2 separate regions of the Homo sapiens genome follow, and region 1 is linked to region 2. Evidence: chromatin loops called from intact Hi-C (ENCODE). Cell type or tissue: IMR-90. All regions are shown on one strand. Links, peaks and the distances in the headings refer to the core of each region. The heading gives the core; the rest is flanking DNA. Region 1 overlaps LOC107986473 (a long non-coding RNA gene). Region 2 overlaps RANBP17 (RAN binding protein 17).

Region 1 (15,061 bases), core at 6,463-11,462, 460 kb before region 2:
TGGTTTAACATTCAATAATTGGTCAGTGTAATTAATCACATTAATAGAATAAAAAGAGAAAAAATATAATCATTTCAGTGGATGTAATTGTTCAGAGCTTCTTAAAAGAAGCAACTCACTATTTTACTAGATGATTTGTTTCTTCTGAATTCCTCTTTAAGGCTACAGGTGGTGCTTCTTACTTTGAACTGATCACTTTCTAGGTCCCCACCCTTACTTCTTGTTTTTCATACCCTTGTAGAGTTTTCTCCATATAGGAAACCCATGCTTGACATTTGCTCACCAGAGTTACAGAGCTCTCAGGGAGGAGACTCAGAGTTCTAACCCTCTTGCCCTCCTTTTTTCCCAGGACGACAACATCATGAGGTCTCTCCAGCTGTTTCAAAATGTCATGTAACTGGTGACACTCAGCCATTCAGCTCTCAGAGACATTGTACTAAACAACCACCTTAACACCCTGATCTGCCCTTGTTCTGATTTTACACACCAACTCTTGGGACAGAAACACCTTTTACACTTTGGAAGAATTCTCTGCTGAAGACTTTCTATGGAACCCAGCATCATGTGGCTCAGTCTCTGATTGCCAACTCTTCCTCTTTCTTCTTCTTGAGAGAGACAAGATGAAATTTGAGTTTGTTTTGGAAGCATGCTCATCTCCTCACACTGCTGCCCTATGGAAGGTCCCTCTGCTTAAGCTTAAACAGTAGTGCACAAAATATGCTGCTTACGTGCCCCCAGCCCACTGCCTCCAAGTCAGGCAGACCTTGGTGAATCTGGAAGCAAGAGGACCTGAGCCAGATGCACACCATCTCTGATGGCCTCCCAAACCAATGTGCCTGTTTCTCTTCCTTTGGTGGGAAGAATGAGAGTTATCCAGAACAATTAGGATCTGTCATGACCAGATTGGGAGAGCCAGCACCTAACATATGTGGGATAGGACTGAATTATTAAGCATGATATTGTCTGATGACCCAAACTGCCCATGTCATTTGTTTCCAGAAACGAGGACCAATAATTCTCTCACACTGGCATTTGTGCTGGTAGTACAAGTCCTTTAATATGTCCAGGAAGGGAGCCATTGCCCAGTGGTCCATATCTCCACCACATCCCCTGCTTGAGCCCAGCGCTGCATGTCCCTCCCAAGAAGTCCAGAATGCCTGCAAATTGCTGTAATTTTATACCATGTTCTAACCAATAAACAGAACTATTTCTTACACTCTCAATCACTTCTTCATGACTCCGTTAGGTAAGAGAGGTAAGCTGTGAAAAGGGAAGGCTAGTCCATTCATTTGACACCCAATTATTAGTGCAGTTGTCCCTCCATATGTGTGAAGGATCAGTCCCAGGACTCTCCATACCAAAATCTGCAGATACTCAAGTCCCACAGCTAGCCCTGAGGGACTCGTGTTTTCAGAAAATTTGGCCTCCATATATGCAGGTTTCACATCCTATAAATACTGCATTTTCTATCACTTTTGGTTGAAAACAATCTGCATGTAAGTGGACCCAATAAGTTTAAACTCATGTTGTTGGAGGGTCAACTGTACTTACGTTGTGCCAGGCCTGTGCCAGGCAATGACTTCATCCTCCCCAGCCCCCAAGCCTTCCCCAGCAAACATCCAATCCAAATGCAAATACTGTGACCAAATGCAAATGCAACTTCGAGACAAGACCCTTCACAACACTTTGCTTCCAACAAGATTGCCACTTCTAAGACCCTCTGATATGGAAAGCCTGGAGCCCCTGTGGTGTGAGTGGGAGTGCAGAGATAAAGAGGATGACGGGGCCTCCTGCTGAGAGATTTTAGGCTCTAGAGGACCATCAAGCGGCTTCAGCCTATAACCAGCAAATGATTACTCATGTTGAACACTGTGGGTCTTAGTTTCCCCATTTGACATCACATTTGAAAGACTAAAAGCTAACAGTAGCATTCTTGGAAGGAAAACAATTTACTGAAACCCTATTTTGTGCCAGGTGCTGCACTAGGGGCTTTATATACATTATCTTATTTCATGCTCATGTGGAGCATTCCAGATGGTAGAGTCCTGGTTGTACTGATGAGGTTGCTGAAGCTCAGAGAGGTAAGGGGGACCTGCGTAAGGTAGCACAGCTGATAGGGACTCCATAGGGAGGCTAAACTCTTCTCGCTCTATCATAGACCCTTCCTACAAGGGGATTTTGCCTCACCCCAAGGATGAGGATACTTCCCACTAATCTCATTCATCTGAAGTCAGTTCAGAGAGGCATTGGTGTTCTTTGAGTCTGTGTAACAGATGGAGAAACAGATGCAGAGAAGGGGAATATCTCAGGCAGCCACAGTCACCGGCAGGGGGAGGCCACAAAAACATCTCCTGCATTCATGACACATCCCACTCAGATGGCCATTGGCTGCTGCCTCTTATGGTTGGAAATTGTAAGTGTGATGATGAGAATTTGTTGGATAGTTCAGACCTGTTCCTCTGGGCTTCCTGCATGTAGCCATGTGGTTCCCTAAGGCTTCTGGGCATGTGGCTGGTCCCCAGCAAAGCATCTACTTAGGCCCAAGAGAGGATCTGTCCTAGAGACTCTTCCCATATGGGGTCCTAACCTGCATCTTGAGGCTTTATGATGTCTAGGCCAGTGTTCCCTGCCCTGGCTGCACATCAGAATCACCTGGGAACTTTGAAAAATGTGAACATCTGGATGCCACAGCAGACCAACTGAAGGAACATCCCTGAAGGTGGGACCTGGGCCTCAGAATTCTTTAGAGGCCACCCAGGTGGGTGTACTGGGCACACAGGGCTAAGGTGGAGAACTGACACATCTAGAGCTGCGAATGAAGCGCGTGGTCTGAGCCATCCCCCTGGCCACAAGGATCAATTCAGGGATAGGCTTGAGACCCACGCTGGTTCAAACAGCATGAATCTCCAAACTAGTGCTGGGAATGATGAGACAAAGATGTTCTCCCTCACCAGACATGAATGAGAGCGCACATAGCCCTAAGACATGCCAGTAACTATTTAGGAATTCTGAGAGTTTATCTAATAATCAGAGGGTTAATAAGCCAGAGATCACATAAGGCAAGGCAGAGAGATGAAAAAAAAAAAAAAGCAAGCAGAAACGAGCCTTTGATAATATCATTGATCTGCTAGATCAAGCTGCTTCTGAAGCTGGACATACCTCTGACCTTTTCAGGTGCCTGTGTCAGGTGCCTATATAAGGTCTAGGTCAGGCCGGGCACGGTGGCTCATGCCTGTAATTCCAAATTTTTGGGAGGCCGAGGCTGGCGGATCACCTGAAGTCGGGAGTCCGAGACCAGCCTGACCAATGTGGAGAAACCCCATCTCTACTAAAAAATACAAAAATTAGCCAGGCGTGGTGGCGAGTGCCTGTAATCCCAGCTACTCGGGAGGCTGAGGCAGGAGAATCGCTTGAACCCGGGAGGTGGAGGTTGCGGTGACCCAAGATCACACCATTGCACTCCAGCCCGGGCAACAAGAGCAAAACTCTGTCTCAAAAAAAAAAAAAAAAAAAAAAATCTAGGTCAGTGGCTGCCTTCCTTCCCCGCTGGCTGCATGTCAGAATCACCTGGGGAGCAGAGGAGGGGAATGTTTTTGAAGTGCCAAATGCCTGGGCCTTATCCCAAATGAATTGCATCAGAATATCTGGAGGTGAGGCCCTGAGGATCAGTATGCTGTAAAGGCTCACCAGGTGATTCCAATGCACACCTATGGCTGCAAACCCCTGCTCTAGAGCAGAGGAAGTACTGGTACCCCTCTCCCTGTGTTAGCCAGACCACAAGTAAGACACCAGCATCAGCCCTGGGCACTTAAAACTGAGAGGAAAATCAGCAGCTTAGATATTCAGAGAGAATTCATTGTGGATGGAAGTTTTAAAAGTAGTCCTCAGATGGATAAACAACAGAAAGGGAGATGGTTGTCCTAATGAAGAGCAGGGAAAGGACACGTTGCAGCAATGAGAGCGTATTGGCCTCATCTCCCACTTGTCTTCTTGGAGGGATCCTGCTCCTCTTGAACCATCCAACAAATTCTCACCATCACGCCTGCTGATGGGGACTCAACTGTGCAGCAGGTGCTATGGACACTTTGCCCAATCCCCTTGGTACTCACCATCACCCTGCAGGTAGACTCAACTGCTGCCAAGTGCAATCACCCGAGAGTTTTTGTCTGTGACTCTAACCATCACAGAGTGTGTCCATGACAGCCCGCTATGTTTTGGGTATTTGAGTCTCTAAGCCTCATGTTGACATTTATGTCCAATGTTGAAAGGGGGCCTAAGATAAGGTGTTTGGGTCATGGGGGCAGGTCCCTCAGGACTAGATGAAGGCCCTCTCTTGGGGCTGAGTGAGTTCTTACTCTGTTAATTCCTTCAAGAGTGGTTGTTAAAGAGCCTGGCATCACCACCACCCCTCCGCCCCACTCCTCACTTCCTCTCTCACCGTGTGATCTGCGCACACCCAGCTCCCCTTCACCTTCCACTATGAGTGGAAGCAGCCTGAAGCCCTCACCAAATGCAGATGCCCAATCAAACTTTCCAGCCACCAGAAACGTGAGCCAAATTAGGCTTTTTTTCTTTATAAATTACCCAGCCTTGGGTATTCCTTATAGCTACACAAATGGACTAAGACACAGGGCCATTCTGCCATGGACATATCAGTCCAAAGGATCAGGTCATCAACACCTCCTAGAAGAAGCCCTTGGCCAATGACCGATGGGACTTGGTGGACAAATATCCCAGATCCTTCTCCTCTCAGCAGGAAGAACTCTGAGGTCTCTTCTATATCATCTCCTAGACTTCCCTGGTAGGACTGAGCCCCAGTTGCTCACAACAGTAACTTATGATGAATAAGACAGACATGTGTCCTGCTTTCATAAACTTCATATTCTAGCAGGAGGAAACTGATGACAAATGAAATTATTTTAGATGAAATGGCATGCATAAATGTGTGGCATGCTAAAGAGTATACAGGGTGGCTGCGGGTGGAGAGTAAGTCTTCTCTGAAGAGCAGACCACTGAGCTTGACATGATTTGGATCATGGGGTTCTCCATGGACAACATCTTTTTTGAGTCTCATGACAACCCTGCGGGGCAGGTATCCTAGGCACCTATTTTTCAGATGAAAAAATGATGCCCAGAGTCATAGAAGGAATTACATACACAGCAGGAAGTGGGCTTAAAAGTCTGCCAAGCTCCAAAATCCATGCCCAGCTTTATTTCTTACAGAGCATAAAGACCATTCTCCACCTATTCCTAAAACTAGCTCTGATGATATACAAACACCAGAAGGTGTCAGGAAGCAGATGCTATGAAAACTATTAGTAAAAAGCAATGAAAACAAACCCACAAATCTGAGCCAAATTATTCCTCCTGTAAAAGGAATCATGCCAAGGACTTGTGCAAAGATGGCCATATGGGTTTCTTAGAGGAGCTGAAATAAGCATGTCCTTCCACATCAAAATAAGGCTCAACCTAACTGGCAGACTTCAGCTAGCCCTGCAGTCTGCTCCATTGCCTTACTGGGGACCAACAAAGCTCAGAACTTGAAGACTGGGGGGAGCCCGAGAGGCAGCCAGCCCCACCGGGTAGGATCCTGAAGACCCATGATATGCTACAGGTCCCAGTTCTAGAATAAAACATAGGGACCAAGACTAAGCCAATCATTACCTCCCATGCCTCTGGCCACAGTGAAATTTTAGGAATAGGCTTAAAACCTAAACTCACGCAAATAGCATGGAATGTTAGGGCTTTTACTGAGAACAATGAAAGTTGCTCATTGTCCTGCCTGACATGAATGAAAAACACAGAGCCCTGGGACCTATAGGCCACCATTCTGTAATCTGCAGGGAAGCCAAGCTAGAAATGTAGGTAAAGAGACCACAGTGATTCAAGGCAGAGGGATGAAAGAATGGGTTGCTGATGTCATTGAACTGCAGATCAAGCTTCATATGAAGTTACATTTACTTCTAGTGTTCATTGCACGTATCCATAAATATCAAGAAATTTGCTTTTCTTTTTTTTTTTTTTTTTTTCTTGAGACAGAGTCTCGTTCTATTGCCCAGGCTGGAGTGCAGTGGTGCGATCTTGGCTCACTGCAACCTCCGCCTCCCAGGTTCAAGCAATTCTCCTGCCTCAGCCCCCCAAGTAGCTAGGATTACAGGTGCATGCCACCACACCCAGCTAATTTTTGTATTTTTAGTACAGACAGGATTTCGCCATGTTGGCCAGGCTGGCCTCGAACTCCTGACCTCAGGTGATCTGACTGCCTCGGCCTCCCAGAGTGTTAGGATTACAGGCGTGAGCCACCACTCCAGGCCGAAATTCACTTTTTAAAGGCAATTCTAGTTGAACTTTCTGTAACTTGCAACCTGACACTTTCCATTAATAAGCCCCGTCGTCTAACCCTCTAGTGTTTCTTCTGGCCACTTTATTCCCCGCCATGCTTCTCCAGCTACATCTCATCACTCTCTACTCCCAGCAGGAAGCCTGCCAACTCCAGTCTACCCCTTCTGCCCTCATCCCAAAGCCCAGTCGGGACCCCTTATCCAGACTAGTGCAGGCGAGAAACAGAGGTCTGCAATCCTGTGTCACTCTTCCCTCCAGTGTGAACTATATTCAGCTGGTGTCCATGAGAACGCCTAAAGGGGGACAAGGATTTTAAGGCAGGGGTTTGAGAACGAAGAGTATGCAGTCCACCCCAACCCGCTCCCTGCTCTACCTGAGGGTCAAAGCCCCTCACTGTTCACAATGACACAGACTAGGCAAGTGCTGGGGGAGAGCCGGGGAAAGACAGACAAATGTGGATTCTAAGCAGAAGAGCAAGAGAGAACACTAAACTTGCTGTGGTCAAGAAAGAAAGTAAAAGGAGGAAAGAAGGAAGCGGGGAGGTGAAAGGGGGGCAGAGGAGGAATGAATAAAGGGGATAAAGTCCTTATGTAGTAAATGCTAGCCCACCGTAATAGCGAATTTTATGTGTTAACTTGGCAAGGCCATGGTAACCAGTTTTTGGTCAAACATCAGTCTGTTTGGCATTGCTGTGGAGGTATTTTTCAGCTGAGACTAACATTTAAATCAGTAGACTTTGAGTACAGCAAGCTATCCTCCATAATGTGGGTGGGCCTCATCCAATCAGTTGAAGGCCTCAACTGAGAGAACATAAGTCCCCCAAGGAAGAGAGAACACTGCCTCCAGACCGCCACGCGATTCGGGACGGCAACATCAACTCTTCCCTGGGTCTCGATTTTAGACTTGCCAGTCCCCACAATCACATAAACCCATTCCTTAAAATAAATCAGTCTGGCCGGGCACGGTGGCTCACACCTGTAATCCCAGCACTTTGGGAGGCCAAGGCGGGCGGATCACGAGGTCAGGAGATCAAGACCATCCTGGCTAACACGGTGAAACCCCGTCTCTACTAAAAATGCAAAAAAAAAATAGCTGGGCGTGGTGGCGGGCGCCTGTAGTCCCAGCTACTCAGGAGGCTGAGGCAGGAGAATGGCGTGAACCTGGGAGGTGGAGCTTGCAGTGAGCCGAGATCACGCCACCGCACTCCAGCCTGGGTGACAGAGCGAGGCTCCGTCTCAAAAAAATAAAAATAAATAAATGATTCTGGGGATGTGTCTGTCTGTCCATCTGTCTCTCTCCACACACACACACACACACACACACACACACACACACACACACACATCCTGTTAGTTCTGTTTACCTGGAGAACCTTGACTAACATACCCATTAAAACCAAAATATGTCCTTCAGGGTGTTAATGTTTGGTTGAAGAAACACAGAAGTTTAACAATTGTATCAGGCTGGGCACGGCCTATAATCCCAGCATTTTGGGAGGCCACAATGAGAGGATCACTTGAGCCCAGGAGTTCTAGACCAGCCTATGCAACATAGTGAGACAAAAAAATGAAGAAAATTAGGGGTGTGGTGGAGCGCACCTGTAGTCCTAGCTACTCGGGAGGCTGAGGCAGAAGGATCGCTTGAGCCCAGGAGTTCAAGGCTGTCGTGAGCCATGATCTCACCACTGCATTCCAGGCTGGGTGACAGAGTGAGACTCTGTCTCAAAAAAAAAACAAATCTGTACCAAAATTAGATGATTCTAGATAACCAAGAAGGAACTGTGCGAGGGCACTCTGATGGGTGGTCAGAGCAGGGTGGAGAGAGGGACAGCATTTCTGGAGCAACTTCTACTGTCAGCACCGAAGAACAGCACCTAATTTACTAACACAACCACCCTCTGATATACAAATAGAAATAAACTCCCCTTTTTCCAGACAGGGAGAGCTCAATAAGGTAAAACCACCAGCCCGAGGTCGCACTGCCAGTAATTAATGGGTTCAGAACTTAATAATGATAATGATAATGACCATAGCAACGTTTATTCGGTGCTCATAATGAGCCAGACACCACTCTGAATGCCTAATATAAATTATCTAATTTAATTCTCACCAAGAAAAAAAATCCTATTTCATTTGATGTCCCACTTTATCCACAAGGAAACCGACTCAGAAGTGATGGAGACAGGTTTCAGGTCAGCTGGTCCAATCCCAAAGCCCATTCTACACGCGCCCCTACTCTGGCTACCTCCCACTCCAACAGAGGCGTTTTGTCTCCGACACCTCCCCCCTGCTGTTCACACAAAGGGAGGACAACCCTGGGGGTTCTGGTAATCCTGGAAGGCTTCCTGTCAGAGGTGGGCCGGGGGAAACGCGGGCAGGAGAAGGGAAGTCTCGCTCAGGGGAGTGGTGTGCATGGGGCAGAGGCTGCCAGGGACGCTGAAGGCTGATAGCCGGGTTGGCGCGGAAATGGGACGCCGCAGGGTGGGACAGGCGGGAGGGATGGGATGGGCAGGGTGTGATGCCGGACGAAGGAAACGGGCCTGCCCGGCAGGTGGCAGAGAGCCACAGAAGAGCTCCGAGGGGGTGGTGCGTGAGATGGCGCTGCAGGCTGGAAAGGGGCTGCAGGCAGGGTGCCTCCAGAGACCGCAAGAGAACAGCTTGCGAGGGACCGTGGGAACTTCAAGGAACCGCACCGCCCTCCTGGACCACCCGAGAAAACAGGGGAAGTGGGCGAATGAGTAGACCAAAGTACTCATGACAGGGCAGGAGCAAGTGAGAGACCCTGGAGGACCATGGAGAGAACGTGGTAACCGATGGAGAGGGATGAAAACCGAGCCGCGGGTGTGAGTCTGAGGCGCCCCCAGGCCCACCAGCGTGTGAGCGGCAGGTGCTGTTCGCCATCAGCCGCTAGATGGAGCCGGCGCCTCGCCGAATGCGCCGGGATCCGTCGCGTGGATGTCAGGTCCGGGCCAGGGAGCCAAAGCGGCGGCTCCGCGGGGACCCTCCACAGTTCCGGACTCCAGCCCAGCGCCGGCTTCAGGGCGTGCGACCCTGAGCTTGGTTTAACGCTCCGCCACCGCGGCCTTGAAATTCACAATTTGTGAACAAGGGGACCCACTTTTTCATTTTTATTTTTGATTTACATTTTATTTTATATGTTATGCTATGTTGTTATGTATTTTTGAACGGGTCTCGCTCTGTCGCCCAGGCTGGAGTACAGTGGCGCGGTCATAGCTCATTGCAGCCTCCACCTCCCAGGCTCAAGCCATCCTCCCACCTCAGCCTCTTGCAAAGCTGGGACTACAGGCGCGCCAGCACGCTTGGCTAATTTTTTGTATTTTTTGTACAGACAGGGTTTCCCCATGTTGGCCAAGCTAGTCTCAAATTCCTGACCTCAAGTGATCTGCCTTCCTCAGTCTCCCAAAGTGCTGGGATTACAGGTGTGAGCCAGGGCGCCCGGCCCCACCTTTTCATTTTTGCCCTGAACTTGGCAAATTATGGAGCAGGTCCTGCCCAGGGCTTTCAGTTTCCAGCACTTTCTTGCCTTGACTCATTTTCCCTCCCACACCGCAGTGAGGAGAGGTTAGGGTCCCATTTTTTTATAGACCAAGAAACTAAGGCTCAGAGAGGCGAAGAGATCTATTTAAAATCACGCACTGGCCCTTGGTGGAGCAGGGCCAGAAGCCACATTTGTGACCCCAAGTACAGAGCTCTTTCCCACCCACCTAAGAGGCTGTCCCCTGGCAGGCAGGGTCCCACCTAGAAGGCCAAGACCCTCGCCCACGCCCAGCAGGGAGCCTCCTTCAGGCCCACCTGTGCTTATGGATAGCTTAGGGTGGGCCAGGGCATCTGGGCTCCAGTTGCTCAGAGGCTGGGGCAGGGCTGGGACAAGTGGCAGAGCTGTTCCCAGAGTCTGTTTCTTCTGATGATTGGAAACTCCCTGGCAGCCAAGAGGAAGAGGCAGTCCTCGGAGCCCAAGCTGCCAGTCCTGGCTCTGCTTCCTGGACAGCCAGCCACAGACACTGGCGGTCAGAAGGACCTTCCCTCGGGGCAGCTGCCCCACCACGGAGCTCCTGCACGCAGAGCGGGAGGGAGGAAAGGGGCCTGGCTTCCAAGTGAATGAGACAGACCAGAGCTTGAGTCCTGGCTCCCCGCATTCCAGCTGCACGCCCTTAGGCAGGTGGCCCCTCTGAGCCTTGCTTTCATCAGAAGTAAACTCAGGATCACATTCTCGGGACTGCTGCAGGGAGGGTTGCATAGTGAAAGCACCTGGCAAGTTGCAGAGACTTCATAAATATTCCTTCATTTACTCTCGGTTTCAGTCACAAAGGCAGCTGAGTTGTCTGCTCTGGAATCTTCCCCTGGGGGATGAAGCACAGAAGCCTGCTCTGGGGGTCACAGACTCTCCCCTAAGCAGGGTGGGGGCAGAGTGCTCGGTGAGGGGAGGGCTGGAGAGCAAGAGAGCTGTGAGAAATATGCTCCATCAGGCCAGACCAGCCACCGGAGGGGATGGGGGGGCATGGGGGGTGGGGGCCCACTGCAGGTCCGAAGCGGCCTGCCAGGTGGCTTTCCACGCTGGTTGGGGCTGCAGACAAGCAGATGCATTGAGGCCAGGCCATGGGGCAGGAGGAAGACAACACAAAGATAATAATACTCGCATTGCCCCATGTGGTTCTACAACCCCAAGCTGGTGCCAAAGCCTTCCCCTCGCTGCATCCTCACCTCCGCACTTTACAAATCAGTGACCCAAGGTCAGGAGAGTGACACAAAGACGTGGACCAGCCTCCTAATTCTTGATTCAGTGATCACCCTGGTATTGCAGAGTCAGGGCCCCAGACCATGGAACAAAGGGGCAGGAAAGGCAGGATGTCCCTCCTTGTTCCTCCGTCTGCCAGCTCCACAGAGCTGGAGGTGGGGACTGGGGTCAGGAATCAGGGACCAGAGAACAAAAGGTTCCCGTCATCCCAGGGCCTGTGCCTTCCTCTGAGTGCAGTCGCTTGGCTGAAACAGGATGAAAGGTTTTCCTGGGGCCCTTGGAGTCTGAGAAGCTGGGCTCCAGCCCCACTGCTGCGATGGACATGCTGTGTGACCTCAAGAACATAAGTCCCCCTCTCTGAGCCCCTGTCTCCTCATCTATGAAACAGGGATGATAATCCTTACCTCACAGGATTGGAATGGTGTCAGGATGACATGTGAGTTTCATGGTCGGTCAGACTGACTTCAGACTCCAGCTCTGCCCTCTATTCGCTCTATGATCTTGTGTAAGTCTCCACCTCTCCACGCCTCAGTTTCCTCGTCCGAAAAACAAGGATGTTAAGACCTCCTGTCAGCTGGACACGGTGGCTCATGTCTGTAAGCCCAGCACTTTGGGAGGCCAAGGCGGGGGGATTGCTCGAGTCCAGGAGTTCCAGACCAGCCTGGGCAACTTAGTGAGACCTCAACTCTACAAAAAAAATGAAGAAAATTAGCTGATCACGGTGGTGCGCATCTGCTGATCCAGCTACCTGGGAGGCTGAGGCTGGAGGATTGCTTGATCCCGGGGGTTCAAGGCCGCAGTGAGCCATGATTTTGCCACTGCATTCCAGCCTGGATGACAGAGTGAGACCCTGTCTCAAAAAAAAAAAAAAAAAAAAAAAAGACCTCCTGTCTAGGGTGTTCTAGGATGTTGTAGAGATTCAATAATGTTAATCTCCCCAGGAGAGATGGAGGCTGGAGGTAACCAGGGCTGCATTTCACTACAGAGGCCACCCAGGACCTGGCCTGGCGCCTGCCCCAGCACCCAGGCTTATCCAATGCCCACAGGGCCAACAGTGCAGAGGCATTCCTGCTGTCACCCAGCAGCCTTTCAGGAATGAAAGTTGACAATCAGAATGAGTAGTGACATTAACCAGGCCACATCAACAATGAAAAGACTGTGAATTATTTGAAATCTGGATCTAAGAGACAAAAACCTTTTGTTCCATGATCTCAGAATCTTTCAAAGGCTCATGTATGCCTCCTCACAACAGCAGCCACCAAAACACTTGGACCTCTCTGCCTCAGTTTCCTAATCTGTAAGCCACAGAAATGCTGTTCGGACCTCCTTCAAGAGAACCTGCCTGACCTTGTCTTGAGTAAGCGTTCAGAGTAGGGGTGACGATGTTCCTATGGTCACCCCACTCCACCCCAGGGAGGGGAGCTGGGATGGCTGCTGCAGGGGCCTGGCCACCAAATCCCCCAGGCTGTGCCCAGAAAGGGACTGGCCACCAGGGGGCTTTAGTTCCAGGCCACTCCTGCTGGACACCGAGTCCTCCAACAAGCAACTTGCTTCGTGGAGGGTAGTTCCCCGCAGTGCTGTCTGTGGCTCTTTCTACCCAGTCTCTCCTTCTACAGATGCCAGACCCACACCGACCCTCCGCTTTTACCTTCATGGACTTCCTGCCCGATACATCTCGGGGACATCTAACCCCATCTTGGCATCTGCTCTTGAAGGGCCCTGACTGGCACGGGGAGTGATAGCAATGCCTGCGGCACTGAGCTGTGGTCAGGACGCAATGTAACCTGCTCAGAACATGCGGGGAGCACAGCCTAAGTGGAAGAGCTGGGACAGTCACCACCGACCACATCCACTCATGGATTTGTCTGTTGGTAGAGGTTTAGTTGGTGTTTCCTTATATACCTAAAGGAAAGTAGTTTCAGGCCGGGCGTGGTGGCTCATGCCTGTAATCTCAGCACTTTGGGAGGCCAAGGCCAGTGGATCCCTCGAGGCCAGGAGTTCAAGACCAGCCTGGCCAACATGGTGAAACTCCGTCTCTACTAAAAATACAAAAATTAGCTGGATGTGGTGGCAGGCACCTATAATCCCAGCTACTCAGGGGTGTTTCACATGAGAATTACTTATACCTGGAGGTGGAGGTTGCAGTGAGCCAAGATTGTGCCATTGCACTCCAGACTGGGAGACAGAGCGATACTCTGTCTCAAAAAAAAAAAATGAAAAAAGAAAGAAAAGAAAAGTAGTTTTAGCCAAAGGAGGTATTTCTCTTGCACTGTAAGCCAATTTCAGCCAGGCCACCAAAATTGCCTCCCTCAGAAGCAAATATCTGCAGAAGATCCAAGAAAATTTGCTCAAGGGTTAGCTCCCACCTTTGCTCCAAGAGACACTGGCTCCACTGCTGAATGAACAAATTGTGCAGCTCAGCCTACGTTAGGCTGTATGCTCACATCTCCTCCTCTGGATCTTGGTTCCCCGGCAGATGAGTGCAACTAGGCCCTGGGGTCCTTCCCAGCTGCAGCATTCTAGGATGAGGACGGAGCACTGGCCTCTGTCTGTGGCCTCAGAGGCAGCCAGCTGCCTCTCCTCCCTCCCTCCCCGAGCCACGTCTTTTTTTGCCACCCACTCTGTTGTGTCCTGGGTGTGTGAAGGGGCTGCGCTTAGCTGCGTCTTCTTTTGTCTGGAGATGACAGTCCACAGACCAGGAAGGAAGGGTGGGAATGACGGTTTGCAGAGGGAAGGCGAGGGGAGCTATTTCCACCTACTTTGGCCTGGTAATTGATGAGCACGTGGGGAGGTTTCCGCATTTCAATAAGAGGTTGCTTTCGCCTTCCTCTGCCTTCCTCCAGAAGAAGCGCCCCTGACCCGGTGGAACCAAACACAGAGGCTTTCTTTCCAGTGCCATTCTCTGACATCAGCCCTACTCCAGAGAGCTCCCCAGGGAGGGGTCTGAGTCTCCACCTTCCTCTGAATCCCTCTGCCCCCCAGATTTCATTCCCCACTCACAGGAGCAGCTTGCTCTTGATAACTGCGGTGTCAGCCGCCTAACTCCTCTCTTCATGTCTCGGGGATGAGCTGACTTGGGCTGCCTTCCTGGACTGCCCCATGCTGCACGTCTCCTGGGATTTCCATAGCCGAAGTATCTCCCACTTACCACATGGGCCAGCTCCCTGTCTTCCAAGCTTCCATTTCTACAGCCTCAGTTACTGGAGGCTTTTGTCTACCCAAGCCTGGGGAACTGCTATTCATGAAAATGGCAGTATTCATTGTTTTTGAAGATGTCTAAGTCCCAGAAAACATAAGAAGGTTCGAGATGGCTTTTAATATGAAGGAGAGCGGTCTTCATTTTTTTTCTGGTGAAAGGAACACTTTTTAATGAAAACTCAAGTTAATGTTAAATGACAAATGTCATAGAGCCAGCCACGAGTCTTTCTAACTTTGTTGTGGCCATAAATGACAGACATGTGCAATCAAGTCCCCAGGTCAACAGAGGGACAGATTGCTGGCAGAACCACCCTCAGCAGGTTAATAAGTTGACCTGAAAGCTGCCAGGGCAGTTTGGAACGTTTGCGATGAGGAACTTGTATTTAGTTTTTATAAGTTGTCACATAATCGCTTAGGGCGGCTCTTAAAATATGTCCAAACAAGGAGACAGTGAATAGGTCTGGAATAACAGTCCCCCTTCTGTTTCAGAACTGACAGTTTCAGCCAATAGGGAGAGGTGAATGGTAATGAGGGAAGAATGGGCTTTTTAGACACACCTGGTATTGAACCCTGACTCATGATGTGCTAACTGAGACTGGGCAAGGTGTCTCAGCTGCCTTATCCGGCTTCCTCCTTGGCCGTAGAGTCAAAACACATCCTTTGCCCCATCCTTTGAGGGTTCTCACCAAGGGAAGGGAATAAACACAGGGCAAACACCTAGGAGGCTGACACCCAACAGGCATCGAGAAATGTTCATTTTCTTCCT
Region 2 (15,061 bases), core at 5,163-10,162:
CCAGAATATTCAGTGAGCAAAAGTACAAAATGTGGCATGGATGTGAATGCAGGCTGACCCCTTCTCGGGAATATTTCTAAGCCTAAATGAAGCACTCAATGCTGAGGACAATGTACAATTCTATGCATTTTAAACCGTAGTGACCCTTTTGTTTCTCTGATAGGTGAAGATGAGGATGAATTTGAGAATTTCATGCTGCCTCTTACAGTTGCTTTTGAAACAGTATTACAAATATTCAACAACAACTTTAAACAAGAAGATGTAAAGGTGGGTTTGTTTCCAAATATGAGGAATGACAGTTTTGTTTTTTCTAGGATATCTAGATCCAGAAAAGGGCTTTGCATATCTGTGTGTACTCTTTGCCTCCTCAGACCTGCTTTCCCAATTGCATGTCTTTAATTTTTACTTTTATTTAAGCATTTTTCTAGTTTCTTAGACAAATGGACTTTGAGGTCAGCAAATAGTTTTGGACAGTCAGTTCATGATAAGATGACATAGATTTGTTTCCTCTGGCAGTTACTATCTTTAATAGGATATTTCTTGTGGGTACACCACTTTAAACACCCCTATTCCCTCATCTATCCTGCACTGTTATGTTACAACAGATCTATATGGAGGAATGCACAAACATACACATACTAAAACACTACATCTCTAAATATTTTTTTAAACAAGAATTTATATAAATCAAGACTTTATTAAATGGCTAGGCATATATGTATAAATAGGAACTGGTCTTGAAGTATTGCATTCTTAAACGGAACAAAGTGATTAGGATAACTGATAGCTAAATAAGGTTTTTATGTGCCTGTGGGAGCCATATTAGGATTGATTTGACAAGTCAGTTCAGCTGTGGCAACAGTCATAATATCTAAGACAACATTATGTTTTATTAGTAAAATCCTTAAGTGTAGCAAGCTGTCTGTGACAAAACAGCCCCGTATTTTAAGGAGGGGGATGGGAAGCACAAGCACTGCTAAATAGAAATAGTATCTTCTGAAATTATAATGTATCAGGGAAATATTAAATAAATTGACACTGATTATTATTTTTAACAGACTAATAAATGCACTCCAGAGAATGTAGACACCTTTGTTGGTGATAATTGAGTCATATATTTCATAGTTATTTGAAGTATGTTGGAAATATTAACCATCTTTTGCATAGTGTCTCTTCACCAAAAAAAAGAAAACAAAAACAAAAAAACTAACAGTAAGAAGCCAAATAGAAAAATGACACCCTTTGATAATTATCTTTATGTAATTCTTCTACCAAAAAATAATCAGCCAAATGCTATACCTCTTAATTTAAAAGAATTTTTGAAATTAATGTTTATCAGCATGCTATAGTTATAGAATTTTAAAACCAAAAGAAGGATCTTACAGATTCTGTTTGTGTTTATAGTCTTCCTGAAATTCTTCACCAGAGTTTCCACTCAGGTTAGCTGTATCTTTTAGATGTCTTCCAAATATTTTCAGTGACCAACAAAATCTTTGCAGCTTTTAGGTTGCTATTTCTGCCCTTTATCAAAAAGGAGCAGTGAAGTTGAAAAACATCATCTTTATGAAAATTACATCTGTCTCATCTGAAGATTTCATTATATTCCAAGACCATTTTGTTGTAATCCCATCTAGTTTGATAGAAACCATCTTCCTAGAGTCATTTTTAATGGAGTTCCAGTGATATATCCCTAAACCAGCAAGTTCTTAACGACCCTGGAAAGTGACTGCTTGATTACACTTTAACGGTATTTGCAAATAAAATCACAAGTAATTAAGGGGAAATCTCCAGGCTTTTGAGCAAGTTTGATGCATGATAACTGCCTGATTCAGCTTCATCTAGAGTAATGCTGTGTAGGCAACAGCTACTGAGATCAATAGCAACGTAATGATAGTGGCAGAATTAAGTGAGTAACCTGAGAACTGTGCCTCAGAATGCATGCAGCTGCCACGAACCAAGGCCACACAGTGCACTCCGTGCTTCCGTCCTAAATGTTCATCAAAAGACGCCCTGCAGGAAAATGGAGTTAGATGCTCTTTATTGCTGATCGTGTCTCTTGCCACATTTATCAGGGAAATTGGATTAGCAGTTGGCAGCTGCAGGTAGACAAGATTCTGCAGTGATTAAATATGCAGCTTGGCTGCATTTGTTGTGACAGACCTTTAGTAAATTCTACTGTAAGCACCATCTGTCTAATTTGTATAAAGAAAACTTGGTGCTTTAAGCTACCGATAAAAAACTAAATCTGTTGCTTTATCATAAACAAAACTTTTGCACTAAATGCTTTTAAATGTAATTTATTAGGTTAAGGCTATTTTTCTATCACGATGAATAAATAATACATGCAAAAGTGCTTTCAGGTACTTCATTTTGCAAGTACTAGAGATAAAAACATTTCTGTTTTGTTCTTCAATAAAGTATTTAGTATTCCAATCCACAGGAGGTGATGCTGTTAAAATATCTCTATGAAAATGCCGCAGGACTGCCAAATTCATTTAATTTGCACCTCTTACCAGCATTTTCTAACTCCCTATTTATAGATAGTTTCAAATGCAGATTTCAGGATAAACTTAAACATTAAGGACCTGTGTTGCCAAATTGAAATACAGTTGTTAGAGGAGGAAATGCAGCAAAAGTGTTAAATTTATAGCTTTATTTTCTTACTTATTCTTAATAAAATTGAAGAAAACATTGAAATTTTGTCTTGGGTTTTTCTCTTCAAAGTAAAGGGGAAAAGGAAAAAATACTCTGACAAATCCTAGCTTTAGAGTACTCTTTCAAAACGTATGTTTCCCCCTATAATTATGTCCATGGTAAAATATAGTCCAGTACTCCCCTGACTCGTGCATCGTTTTTGATTTGGTCATGACATCATCAGTTTCAAGGAAAATGAATGAAAACTTCTCAGAGAAAGAGAAGCAGTTAAATAGGAACCTGCTATCTTTAGTCCTTTTGTAAAAACTCCACAATGTTAAATTATTTAAAATCCTTGATTTTCAGCATGCGCACATTAAAAGTTTTCGCACTAAGTGCCAAATGTTGCAAACAGCACTTTAACAGAATGATTTTGCTTTGATCCCTGTAGCAGTTCCTGAATAATTTATCACAGGTTATTGCCTTAATTCTGGAGAGGGATAGAGCAATAAAGGCAGATGAAAACACTCCAGTTGAAACACCTTGGGGCCTGCTCATTCCTCTGACACGGCTCTTTTGTTGGAACTATTTAGAGGTTATTAAGATGTGTCTTCAGAATTAAGAGTATGCTGTAAGGATGAAGACAGCCATCTTAATTCTAAAGACAAAGCACAATGACCCTTCACCTTCTTTTTCTTTGTTGTTATTATATAGTAGAATTATGAGGATAATATTATAGCTGCCCCCAGTAGTGCCACTACAGTAAAGGGTCTGTGAGACTTTCCATTAGAAACCCTGTTTTGGGGGTCAGGGTGGAAGGAGCCTCGTTTCAGCTGTTTCCCAGCCCATTCGTCTCACACTTGGCACACAGACAACTGTTCACCATGCAGCAGACTGAAGAACTCAGCAGTTTCTCCCTAACTACCCAAAAAGGAATCCATAGGGTTAGATCTCCAGACATATCCCACTCCCCAAAACAGCCTCACTAAAAATACAAGAGCCTGTCACTCTTCAGACCAATCTTGTGTTGACCAACTATAGGAGAGAGGCAACTTTTAAAATAAAACTCTTTGCACTATTTTAAATGAGATGGTAAACTGTAGCTCCTCCTTTCCTCAAATTCAATAAGATCACCTCTTACGCTCAAATTACTTAGTAGGCTGGTTGAGCTCTTAGTTAACAGCTTTCCTTTTTCATATGGGGGCTGGATATGTTTTGGCTATTGAGAAAACACTCTCTTTAGTGTTGTTTGTGTATCCATGTAGATTATTGCAGTATTATCTGCTGCTTTGAGATAAAAGATATTGTTTGAGCATAAGAAATCTATTTCTTATTCACATTAACACTGAATTTTTCTGTTCAGTTGAATTCATTTAAAACATTATTATATGCTTCCTCTGTAGTAACATTTTCTAGAATGAAACATTGATATAATTTCATAGCCACATTTTGCCACTTTAAAAAAAAAGCCAATAGATTTGAGTCCTATAGACCACTTCTATTAATTTGATATCGTTTAAGGAATGAAAAAATTGTGATAAAATAAAAATTAATATTTTTGTATAACGAGGATAGTCTAAAATATTTTTAGAGCCCTTTGTACTAGACACAAAGAAAGTAAAACTCATGGTTCTTGTTGACTAATTTAGACTTAAATGGTAGATATCTCATGTGTATGTGGAAGCTTAAAATTATTTGAAGCATAGCCTGAAACTTGTAAGTGTACCTAATAAAAATAGAACAAAAAGCCTACTTTAATAGAAACACTGCAAAGCCAAGGAGTCAGAATAGAATAGTTTGAAGAAGGCTTCTTAGAAGATGTATTTTGTTCTGGAGGCTTCCAGGAGTGTGAAAAGCTGAGAAAGAGAGGAACAGGCTTCAGGTGGTGAAAAAAGGCTATATAAAAAGGCAAAATGTTTAAAAACAAGCAGCAGGTTACATGAGGGAACTACAAGGAGGCCAGCTGGTTATAGAAAAATAAGAACTGGTGAGAGTATGAGAAAAAAAGGAGTAAGTAATTTAAAGGAGCAGAAACAAAAATTCAGAGTTTTCAAGATTCAGAAATTCAGATAACCATCATTCTGTGAACTGTTAGACAGTGCAGAAACTGAATATTCCTATAAATAACATCCAGTTATATTGAGTCATCTCTTAGGCAGAAAGAATGGAGAAGATGAGAAATTCTAGATACTTCTGAGAGTTAAACTATTATTTGCTACTTTGAAATTAAATTAATTGAATCAGCCATTAAGAGGAGGGTCAGGATTCACTGTTTGCTTAATAATAATTTGAACTCCTTCCTAAAGAGGTTTTCATTTATTACCAAAGTGTGAGAAAGGAGAAAATCTGGTAGAAAAAAAAGTTCAGAGACCATTTTCTAGCTGAGTATTTGCAATGAAACAGTATCTTTAGAAGTCACAGTTGTATATCTCAATTATCGCACCCCCTTGTTTTGTAATTATGTTTATTTGTGCTCTTTGTTCCGACATTCTAGCATCTGTTCATGGGTTTTCTTTTTCTCTTCCCAAGCATCAACCTAAGGACAGCTTAATTAAGAGTCCAGAGTACAAGTCAGATCTCTTCTATTCAAGAGTCAAGTTTTTGTTTTTTTTCTCTAAAACTAAATACTTATGGAACATTTACTGTGTATCAAGCTCTGCTAGGCATTTTCACATAAATTTATCACATTTATTTGGCACAGTGCCTCTGTGAGAAATGCATTATTAGCCCCTTTTATAGATGACAAAAGTAAGCCTGATAAATTGCCTTGCCTTAAGTTTTAAAGCTGGGATTCAAATTCGAGTCTTATGACATCAAATATAGAACTCTTTTCCTTACATCTTCCTCACTTGGGGAATGTGACTGCCATTCTGCGTATATCATAGTACATGTAGGTCACTTGGCCAGTTTTATTTTGTCCTGAAGTTATTAAGGATATTCATTAGGAATTTTTAAATGCCAGTGCCTTTCTAGGATAGACTCTAAATTATGTTGTGGGGCCGCTTGCATGCAAGCCGATGTTCAAGATTTGCTGTTATTAAATAATGTCTAGACCCTGTACATATCTGTTTTGTGTAATTATCAATCCTCATCTTTTTTTTCAGATTTGGCATTATTCAGAAACAAAGTATATTAAGACTCTAAATGCTTAGCTACACTACTGGAATTATGACTTAGCTAAATTTATAAGAAGTAAAGTGGAGTTGATCAGCAGATTTGATGGTCTGTTTAAAGAGTCTGTGCTTTTCTGTAGAAAGAGGTCTGAACGAGACATTTTAGCTAATGAATCAAAATCAGATATGTGGTCATTATTGCCTGATTATTACTCCATCTGCTCTGCGCTAACGTGAAAATCAATTACTGTGTCTCTTTCCCACTGACAGCGTATGTTGATCGGGCTGGCAAGAGATCTTCGAGGGATTGCCTTTGCACTGAACACAAAGACCAGCTACACCATGCTGTTTGACTGGATGTATCCTTATTACACTGTGACAATACCAGCTCTGTGCACAGAGGGATGCCAGGCCCCTCGCTTTCGTTTAATAGTATGGCACAGTAGGGAAGAGGAAACAAAGCTAAATGAACTAATGTGTAATCAGCTAAAAATTACAGCACAGTGGCAGCAGAGCAGATAACTGAGCACAGTATTTGGAGACCCAGCTCAGAGAAGTCACTTTTTTGGTGCCGTTAAATATTGATAACTTAAAAATGACTTCCCCCAAATGATTGTTTATGTTGGAGTTGAAGGGATAATCTGGCTAACATCTTTAGGGATCAATGAATCCTACCATTTGACATTTTTGAGGGGAGATTTGAATCTCCATCTCAATTAGCAAGGCTGGGAAGATCATTTTATCTCTTCAAGGCCTAACCCATCATGCCACAGTTTTTCATTATCATGAAGATAATGAATGGACATGGAAAGGGAAAAATAAATAAGTCAAGGTTTGTCATTTGGTGTAAAATTTGAATTGACCTTTGCCAAGGGTTAGTACAGACAGGAAAAAAAAAAAAAACCCCCCACAGAAATGCCTTATCATGTAAGAGTTAAAAGAGCATAGACTTTGGTGATAGACAGACCCGGCTTAAAATCCCAGCTCTTCATTTACTGTGTTGTGAACCTTGGCAAGTCATTTCACCTGTCTGAGTCTTGGTTTTCTCATTTGAAAACAGATACAATTCAGTATCATGGTATATTGTAACCATTAAAATAGGTAAAGTGTACTCTGTATAATGTCTGGCACATTTTTGGTAGTTGTAAATGGTCGTTAATATTGTTCTAATAGTGTTGTATGACTTATGTTTGATCCCAGCAGGAAGTGATATTGTATGCAAGTCATCTAAGTGTTATATAATGCTTTCATGTCTTTTATGCATGAAACCATCAGAGCATGTGAAAAAAATTATATAATCTGAAAGCTAATTTACTTTTTAATCTAAACTATTTCTCAGTTACTTTTTTTAAACCCTCCTTATCCAAAGTTTCCTGTAAATTAAATTGCAATAGAAACTTCTTAAAGGTAACTGTCAACTACTATGCCACAGTTATGGCCAAAAATATAACTAATAGGGGATCTAGGCATGTTTTAGGGAGAACTCTACATATTATAAAAATTTTTAAACATTAATTTGATACTGACATATCTTTAATTATTATTAAAATATACTTCATCAGATTTATGTACCCAGAGAAGGGTTACAGATAAAATTTTTATGTCATTGAGTAATCATGCACATGGTTTTTATCTACATATAATATGTACAGAGATTATGAAATTTCAACATGGAAAGTCTTAAAATTCTCTTAACAGTGACAGTTAAACTGGAATTATATATGACCCTTTTATTTCTGCCTTTTTTTTAATTTTTAAGATACGGGGTCTTGTATGTTGCTCAGGCTGGACTCAAACTCCTGGGCTCAAGCGATCCTCCCACCTCAGCCTCCTGACTAGCTGGGACTGTGGTGCTACAGGTGTGCTCCACTGCACCCAGCTTGACTCTTTTATTTCTCTAAACATAAAGAGCAACTCTCAAAATCAAAATTTTCATTATTTGAAAAATAATAAAAGTCTACTTTGGGCACTGTAATATCGATGGTGATCTTGAAACCAGTCTACAACTCTAGGCTATCTAGTGATTAACATTTCATGTTTTTCTCTTCAACAGTTTCAACCAAGAGTCAAGGTCAGAAACCTTCCCCTCAGTGTCAAAGAAGAACTATCTGCCGTAATTGATACTGCCCAAAATTTAGAGAAGATACTGTATTGTTTTCCATTTCCTTATTTAGCTCCTTTGGGGGTAGCGGGGGAACCTTTCTGAAATGAAACTTTTGTCCAGCAGATGGCAGAAAATAGCAAACGGAAAATCTTGGGACTTAATGTTTTCTTGTGAACTAGAAACCTTTGTCTCCTCCATTTGACCATAGATGTTGAAGTTATCAGGGTCAGGGGCGGAGAGAAGTGTCAGTTATGCCAGAAGCTGTGTTAGATTGCCAAATGGGGTGGTTTGGTACTGGCGTTGCTTATAATAATTGAGTTTCAGTAGCAAATCAGCTTCCTTGGGAAAAGGCCAAGGGCTTTTCATAATTGTATTGACAACAAAATGAATATGATAAATGGTGTTCATTCAGTTGAGACAAGATTTATAGTTTTCCTTTGGGCGAGGGATGAAGAGCAAATATTTATAATAATAGTAAAATTTGTTTAAAAGTTATATTATTTGATAATTCAAAAAGCTTTATTAAAATATTTTGAAATACTTTAAGCAGTTTCAGGTGATAAAGTACAGATTCTTTTCAAAGTATTCAAGTAATGCAAAAATGAATAAGTATGATAAAAAAATGCCATGGATATGAAAGTCATTTATTTTTCCTGAAATATTGATATGTCAAACCGTCAGTGATGATTTCCACATTACTGCTGGGGAAAGTTTATTTGCCTTTTATCCACATAAATGTGTGTTCTTTAATTTGTTATACAATCCTTAGCATGCAGAAGAAACATCCTGTAAGAGCACATGTCATCTTAAAGTCAAAATGCATTTTATTTATGGCGATTATTTGATAAAATGCTATTTTAGTGGTTAGCTATTTAATTCAAAAACATTTCTATAAACACTGACTGCATTAACTGCCACACAAACTACATTGCTTTTCACTCTGTCCTTCCAAAACTAAATTGCCTGAAACTACACAGCAACCATCTTGATAAATGGTTTCCAGGGCTGGAGAATTGAAGGAAGATCATTGACATACTTCTTTGCCCCTATGATGGGAATGCAACAATAAGAAAACACCTTAGCTTGCAGTGCATCTGATCTCCTTGTTTAAAATTTTCCTAGATCATACTTAAACTGAAGTATCAAAAATCCAGAGGGAAGTTGGGAAAAAAATTAAGAATTTGTATGACATTATTTCCTCATATGCAGTCTTTTAACTGTTAAAATCTGATCATTGAACTCACTGATTTTTAATCAGGAAGTCAGTGCTGTTATACAGTGGCAAGGCAAGATAACAAGATACATAGAGGAGCACAAACTTTGGAATAGGACAGTCCTAGATTCCAGTCCTGGATTCACCACTTAAACTGTGGGTCTTGAGTAAGCTACTTAATATCCCAGAATCACAATTTCGCTTTCCATAAAACAAGACTAATAAAACCTATCTCACAGGTATGTTGTAAGAAGTGTCATGATTCTGTGATTATGTAAAGGGCCCAGTACAGTGGCTGACATAAAGTAAATACTCTACAGCTGTTGTTAGTTCTGTTCCCTGATACATAATGAGACAAAGGAATCCCATTTGCTCACTTATTCAGCAAAGTGGGCTAAGGGCTGTGCTAGGTTCATGAGGAGTATAGATACTACCCCAAACAAAGTCAGTTTCTTATTTACATAAATTACTATAATCAAATATAGAAAGTGCTAAGAACCATAACAAAGATACAAACAGGACAGTGAGTGCATTTAGCTGGGGAATCAGGAAGGGCTCTCTGGAAAGGTGAAGGTGTTTCCTTGGGTCTTAACCAAATAAGTAGGATTGGACCATATGGAAATAGGAAGAAATACAGGTTTTCGGTTGGCCTAGGCATCAGGTTTAGGGAGTCAGTAGTGAAGATGTTTTGTTACATATACCACTCATTTCATGGTTGGAAATGTAGTTTGTTTGGGACTCTTGAATATCAGTCTAAGGAATTTAGACCCTTATTCCATAGGTAGTATAAAGAAACTAATGGTTTTGATTGACTAAGAAAATCAGAATTGTTTTCAAGAAGAAAGTAATTGGCAGTATCATTTTGGGCAAACTGAAATAGAGAAGAAAGTAAAGCTGAAAATTCACTGTTCAGCAAGCTATTTTTTTTTAGTTTTATTTCTGTGCCAGACAAAAGGAATGAAAGAATGAATAAAATGATTGCTCTTTAGAAGCCCACTCTCTAGTTGATCACACATGACTAATAAACAATAAAATGTCAGTGCGTTATAACAGAGATGCATGCAAAGGGCTATATGAGCATGTATGGGAAAAAGAGCAGTGCTTTTTGCAAGATATAGAAAGCTTCTCAAGAGAAGTGAAAGTTGAGCAAAGCCTTGAAAGATGGATAGGCATTTGCCAGACATAAGAGGAAAGGCTTCCAGCAGCAGTCCCCTTGTGAACAAAGGTCCAGATGTTTACATATTCATGGAGTACCTTTAAGCTCTGAACTGGCAAGCTATTTCTATTCTGGAACCACATCCCCAAACCCTTGTCTCCTAACACTTTTAATGAAAATTCTTTTGCCTTCTGGTATTAACAACTGATGAATAGATGGACGGACGGACAGACGGACGGATGGATGGATGGATAGATATTGTAAAGAAGCAAACTTGATACTTTTCACATTTTCATATTTGGTATCCTGTAAGGCAGTGTCACATCATTAATGCCTTTGATTTTTAATTTATCTGATGTGGACCTTAGAAATTCATAGAGAAGATCTCAGTGAAAGCAATTAGATCTGTGCTTCTTCTACCTAAGGGCTCCCATTCTCTTCTTCCTACTCATATGTACATAGTCCTCACAAGGCCATTGGAAAATTAAACTCCTAGAGTGGGTTCTGGTTCTCACCCTGTAATTGAGCCTGGCACTCTCACTCTGCAGCCCTTTTAACCTCTCTATTGTGCTTTCCAATAATCCCTCATTTTCTCTGTGGCAGTCACCTCTGTCAGAAGCATATTAGAATTGGCACCACTCTCATTCCACACAGAAAAAGGAGCATCCCCTTATATCTCCCTGCCTTATCCCGTAGTGAATACTGTGTGCTCTGAAAAATATCCTGGTCCTAATGCCATTATAGGATGCCTTGCAGAGGCCTATGTGTGCCTCTGATATTCTTAGGTTCTGAGATTTGGGTTGAATCCATTTTCTCATGAGCCTTCCAGATGCATTCCCACTAATGAGTTTGTGCTCAGGAGGTCCCTTGGTGGAATATTTTCTCACCTGTACCCCTGTGGCATTGGTTCAGAATTTCTGTACTCAAAGCATCCCTATTATATGTTGGTCACCCTAATTTGAGCATGTGTTCCCCAAGATTAAAAGCTATATCTTCCTGGCCGGGCATGGTGGCTCATGCTTGTAATCCCAGCACTTTGGGAGGCCAAGGTGGGTGGATCATGAGGTCAAGAGATCGAGACCATCCTGGCCAACATGGTGAAACCCCGTCTCTACTAAAAATAGAAATATTAGCCGGGCATGGTGGTGCTCACCTGTAGTCTCAGCTACTTGGGAGGCTGAGGCAGGAAAATCGCTTGAACCCAGGAGGCAGAAGTTGCAATGAGCCAAGATTGCGCCACTGCACCCCAGCCTGGCAACAGAACAAGACCCCGTCAAAAAAAAAAAAAAAAAAGGCTATACCTTTCTTAACTCTGGATCCCCAGCCCTTAGCATAGTACATAGCACATGGTATCTACATCTATCAAAAATAACAGCTTTTCTGGTCCATAGAAACAAAACAGTAAGTTGTCTGATAACAGTCAAAATAAAGTTAATCAAGTGGATTGACTTTATTTTTGTTATTTTCATCCAACTGAAACCTTATTCTCACATATACACTCTCTTCTTATCCCCCTTCCCTGCCTTATTTTCCTTTGTAGTACTTTTTTTTTTGAGACAGAGTCTCACTCTGTCACTCAGGCTGGAGTGCAGTGGTGCAGTCTTGGCTCACTGCAACCTCCGCCTCCCGGGTTCAAGCAATTCTTGTGCCTCAGCCTCCCAAGTAGCTGGGATTACAGGCGAGCGCCACTATGCCTGGCTAATTTTTGTGTTTTTAGTAGAGACAGGGTTTCACCATGTTGCCCAGGCTGGTCTCGAACCCTTGGCCTCAAGTGATCCACCCACCTCAGCCTCCCAAAGTGCTAGGATTATAGGTGTGAGCCACCATGCCCGACTTTCTTTGAAGTACTTTCTAATGTGTATTTATTTTGTTTACTAGAATATAAATTCCATGAGGGCAGGGTTTTTTTTTTTTTTTTTTTTTTACTGGTGTCTCTGGAAAGTGTCAAACAATGCTTGTTATAGAATAGGACTTCAGAAAATAGTTGATAAGAAAACTGTTTCAGTATATACAAATGCAGCCTTAACATGGTATGTCTGTCTAATAGGAGAAAGTGTTGCTTTTTGCACTTTTAGGAAGCATACCACTCTTAAAGTTATAGATGCCTTATTTTCATTGAACATCATGTGAACTGTTTTCTAAAGCTCCCAAGTGAAATACACAATTAAATAGTTCTAATCAAATAAGCTACACTTCATTTTTAGGTTGCAAGTTTATAGCAACAAGTATGTATTGAAATCTATTTTGTGTCAGGCCATGCATTCAATAAGTACTTAGTATATGCCCTCAAAAAGCTTATAATAGGAGAGATATACAAGTACTATGATTGTGCTAGCACCGGGTTCCACCACCATACACAGGAGACACTCCTAACCCATTAGGGAGAGGTAGGAGGCAAGTGCATGTGATGTCAGAGAAGGCCTCCTGGGATAATTGACACCTATATTGAAATCTGACATTCAAATAGAAATTAGCAGGAAGATGATAGGGTCTCTGCTCTTTAGAAATGCACTATCTAATGGGGCAGACAAATAACACAAGCAACCAACCCTAACATACTGTGTTGTAAGAGAGATATGGTCATGAGTGCTCATTGAACATAGATGAGGAAGAGACTGATGCCTTTGGATAAAATAGAGAAAACATCCCATGGGAGGTAAAACTTGAGCTAGGTATTGAAAGACAGGGATATGTTAGAGAGAAGAAGTGGTTTATAAGGGAATGGAGATAAGAGCTGGCATTAGTGGTTTTGCAGGGAGTTATGAAAAGCTAAATCATAGAGCAGAAATGCTAAGAGATGAAGCTGGAGGTAGCCAAGAACCAAATCTTAAAGGACCTTGAACACCGTGCTACGGAGTTTGAAATTTATTCTAAGAGCAAGGAAGAAAATTGTGATGACCTCACCATGGAGATTTCTACCCGGACCACACTGAAAAGAAACACCATTAAGTGATTTAGTTGAGCATTTTGATCTGAAACAAAAGACAAGTATGTTGGAAAACATCGGAAAGAGACTTGAGGATTGGGAAAAGAAAAGAGAAATTAAGGCAGTGACATAGAGTTTTTCTGCTACAGTTTGGGACCTTAATCCTATATTCATATGTCTACTTGGCAAGGAGATACCCAGTGTAAATTAAAGGGCCAGTGGAGCTGGGTCAGTTTTCCAGGTTCTGATGGCCTTCAGCATAGATTTATCAGAGGCATATACTCCTTAGCATTAATAAGGATGTTAGAGAATGTCTCCTTGTGTGTACATGGGACTATCTTTAGTGACACTGATGTTGAGTAGATTAATAGTTACTCAAAGCTTTTCGTCAAGCCAACATCCCAGATATTCCTTGGAGCTACAGTGAGACCAAAAAGAGCAATTCAACAATATTTTTTTAAAAAGAATAATGTAATTTTGAAACTGAGAGATATGTGAGGTTTATTACTAGTTCCTTCTACTTTTACATATTTATTAATTTCATAATAAAAATATTTTTCTAAGTAGTATAGTACCCAAGAAACTGATAATAATAACTCAAATATATTTTTATCCTCATTCACTAAATTTATTTTCCTTTCCTACAACATTAGGCATAAATCTTTAAATGTACTGCTTATATGATACTTTAAAAATGTGTATTTTATTTATACAGTATTCTAAGAACAAAGTAATATAACGTGTAGGACATGTTACAAATAAGAACAAATTGCCAGCAACCCCAAAAATGTATGTATATCTGTGCAGGTTAGGGAGCGCAATTTATAAAATGCCATTGTATAGTATAGACATAGAACAAATTAGTATAAATATAGAACAAATGTGGATTCCCTTTTGTGTGTGTGTATGTGTGTGGCACTAATTTTCAGAAACAGTATTTCTTTAGACCCTTAAATTCTTTAACAGGCTTTATAAAAGGTACCCAACGTACCTTCCCCTTCTTCAGAATGCTGTTGAACGGTGGTATGGAGAGCCAACATGTACAACTCCCATCTTGAAACTTATGGCAGAACTTATGCAAAACAGGTAAGCAGTGTGACAGGCAGTGAGAAAAACAGTCTACTATTAGCGGAAATCTCCAACAGTCAGACTTTCTTTTTTGGTTTGTGTCTTTCCAAGGTAGTTAGCAAGAGCCCAGGAACCAAGACTTAAGATGATTAGTGAAAACAGAATTAGAGACATACGATTGAGGCCTTTTGAGAGAAAAAAGTACAGTATACTTGGCTGTCTATGGGGACTAGGGAAATGGAAAATAAATTGGAAGACTGCAGCCACCATTATTTAAAAATTCAAAGGTACGAAATGAAGGGAGGGCAGCTATTTTAACTATTTCAGTGCTTAAATGCAATTCTATAGAATTTTAAAGCAGGAAAGAAGTTTAGAGGTCTCTGAGTTGAGATGCTTTATTTGATGGATAAGGAAACTGGTTCTCACAGCAATTCAATTCATGGGAACATAGTTTGCCTCAGAAGCTCTGGGAATTATTCCTGCTTTCACTTCTAAGCTATACTTCTTCCTTTATGCCAAGATGCATGTATTTGGATGATTTATACACTCACAGTTTTCATTGAGAGAGCAACTATAATACTTCTCTGAAATTGCCCAGTTGACCTTATAATTTGCATAGACTGGCAGAAATTCAAATATTCTCCATATAAATATTAACAAAGATGTAGCTAAAAGAGAAAATCTGGCAATAAGCTAATTGGGCTTAAAATATGTCATTGTGGATATGGCTTAGCACCAAATTACATGTCACTTAGCCATCCTGTTTCATGAGTTGCCCTTTGTAAACTATGTGTTTAGAAGGGAGGTATCCAGACAGGGAAGGGTATGGGTTGCAGCTCTAATGTTA

Evidence for each region. A loop is a pair of places that touch in the nucleus more often than their neighbours do. Peaks named below come from ENCODE experiments on the same cell type or tissue, not always from the same donor. Only the 100,000 strongest peaks of a DNase experiment are listed, where the experiment ranks them.
Region 1: a loop joins it to region 2, with 10 times the contacts of the local background. A loop is called at or near these places in 5 of 110 quality-filtered maps.

Annotation. Positions count from the first base shown.
Region 1 is chr5:170,735,410-170,750,470 of GRCh38, forward strand. LOC107986473 (a long non-coding RNA gene) reads right to left here. Exons shown (of 3, transcript XR_007059044.1): 2 at 11,502-11,784; 3 at 9,963-10,702. KCNIP1 (potassium voltage-gated channel interacting protein 1) reads left to right here. Exons shown (of 8, transcript NM_014592.4): 8 at 350-1,223. The coding sequence ends at 397. Among named protein-coding and RNA genes, the nearest start is that of GABRP, 41 kb to the right of the region's middle. RefSeq lists enhancers at 8,345-9,104, 9,864-10,623, 10,624-11,382, 13,662-14,419. In IMR-90, for the core only: a CTCF peak has its summit at 9,252 (motif pointing right); no DNase peak of the experiment used is centred there; H3K27me3 peaks cover 173 bases.
Region 2 is chr5:171,199,507-171,214,567 of GRCh38, forward strand. RANBP17 (RAN binding protein 17) reads left to right here. Exons shown (of 28, transcript NM_022897.5): 19 at 164-267; 20 at 6,018-6,106; 21 at 14,125-14,232. Among named protein-coding and RNA genes, the nearest start is that of TLX3, 100 kb to the right of the region's middle. RefSeq lists an enhancer at 1,480-3,508. In IMR-90, for the core only: a CTCF peak has its summit at 7,966 (motif pointing right); no DNase peak of the experiment used is centred there.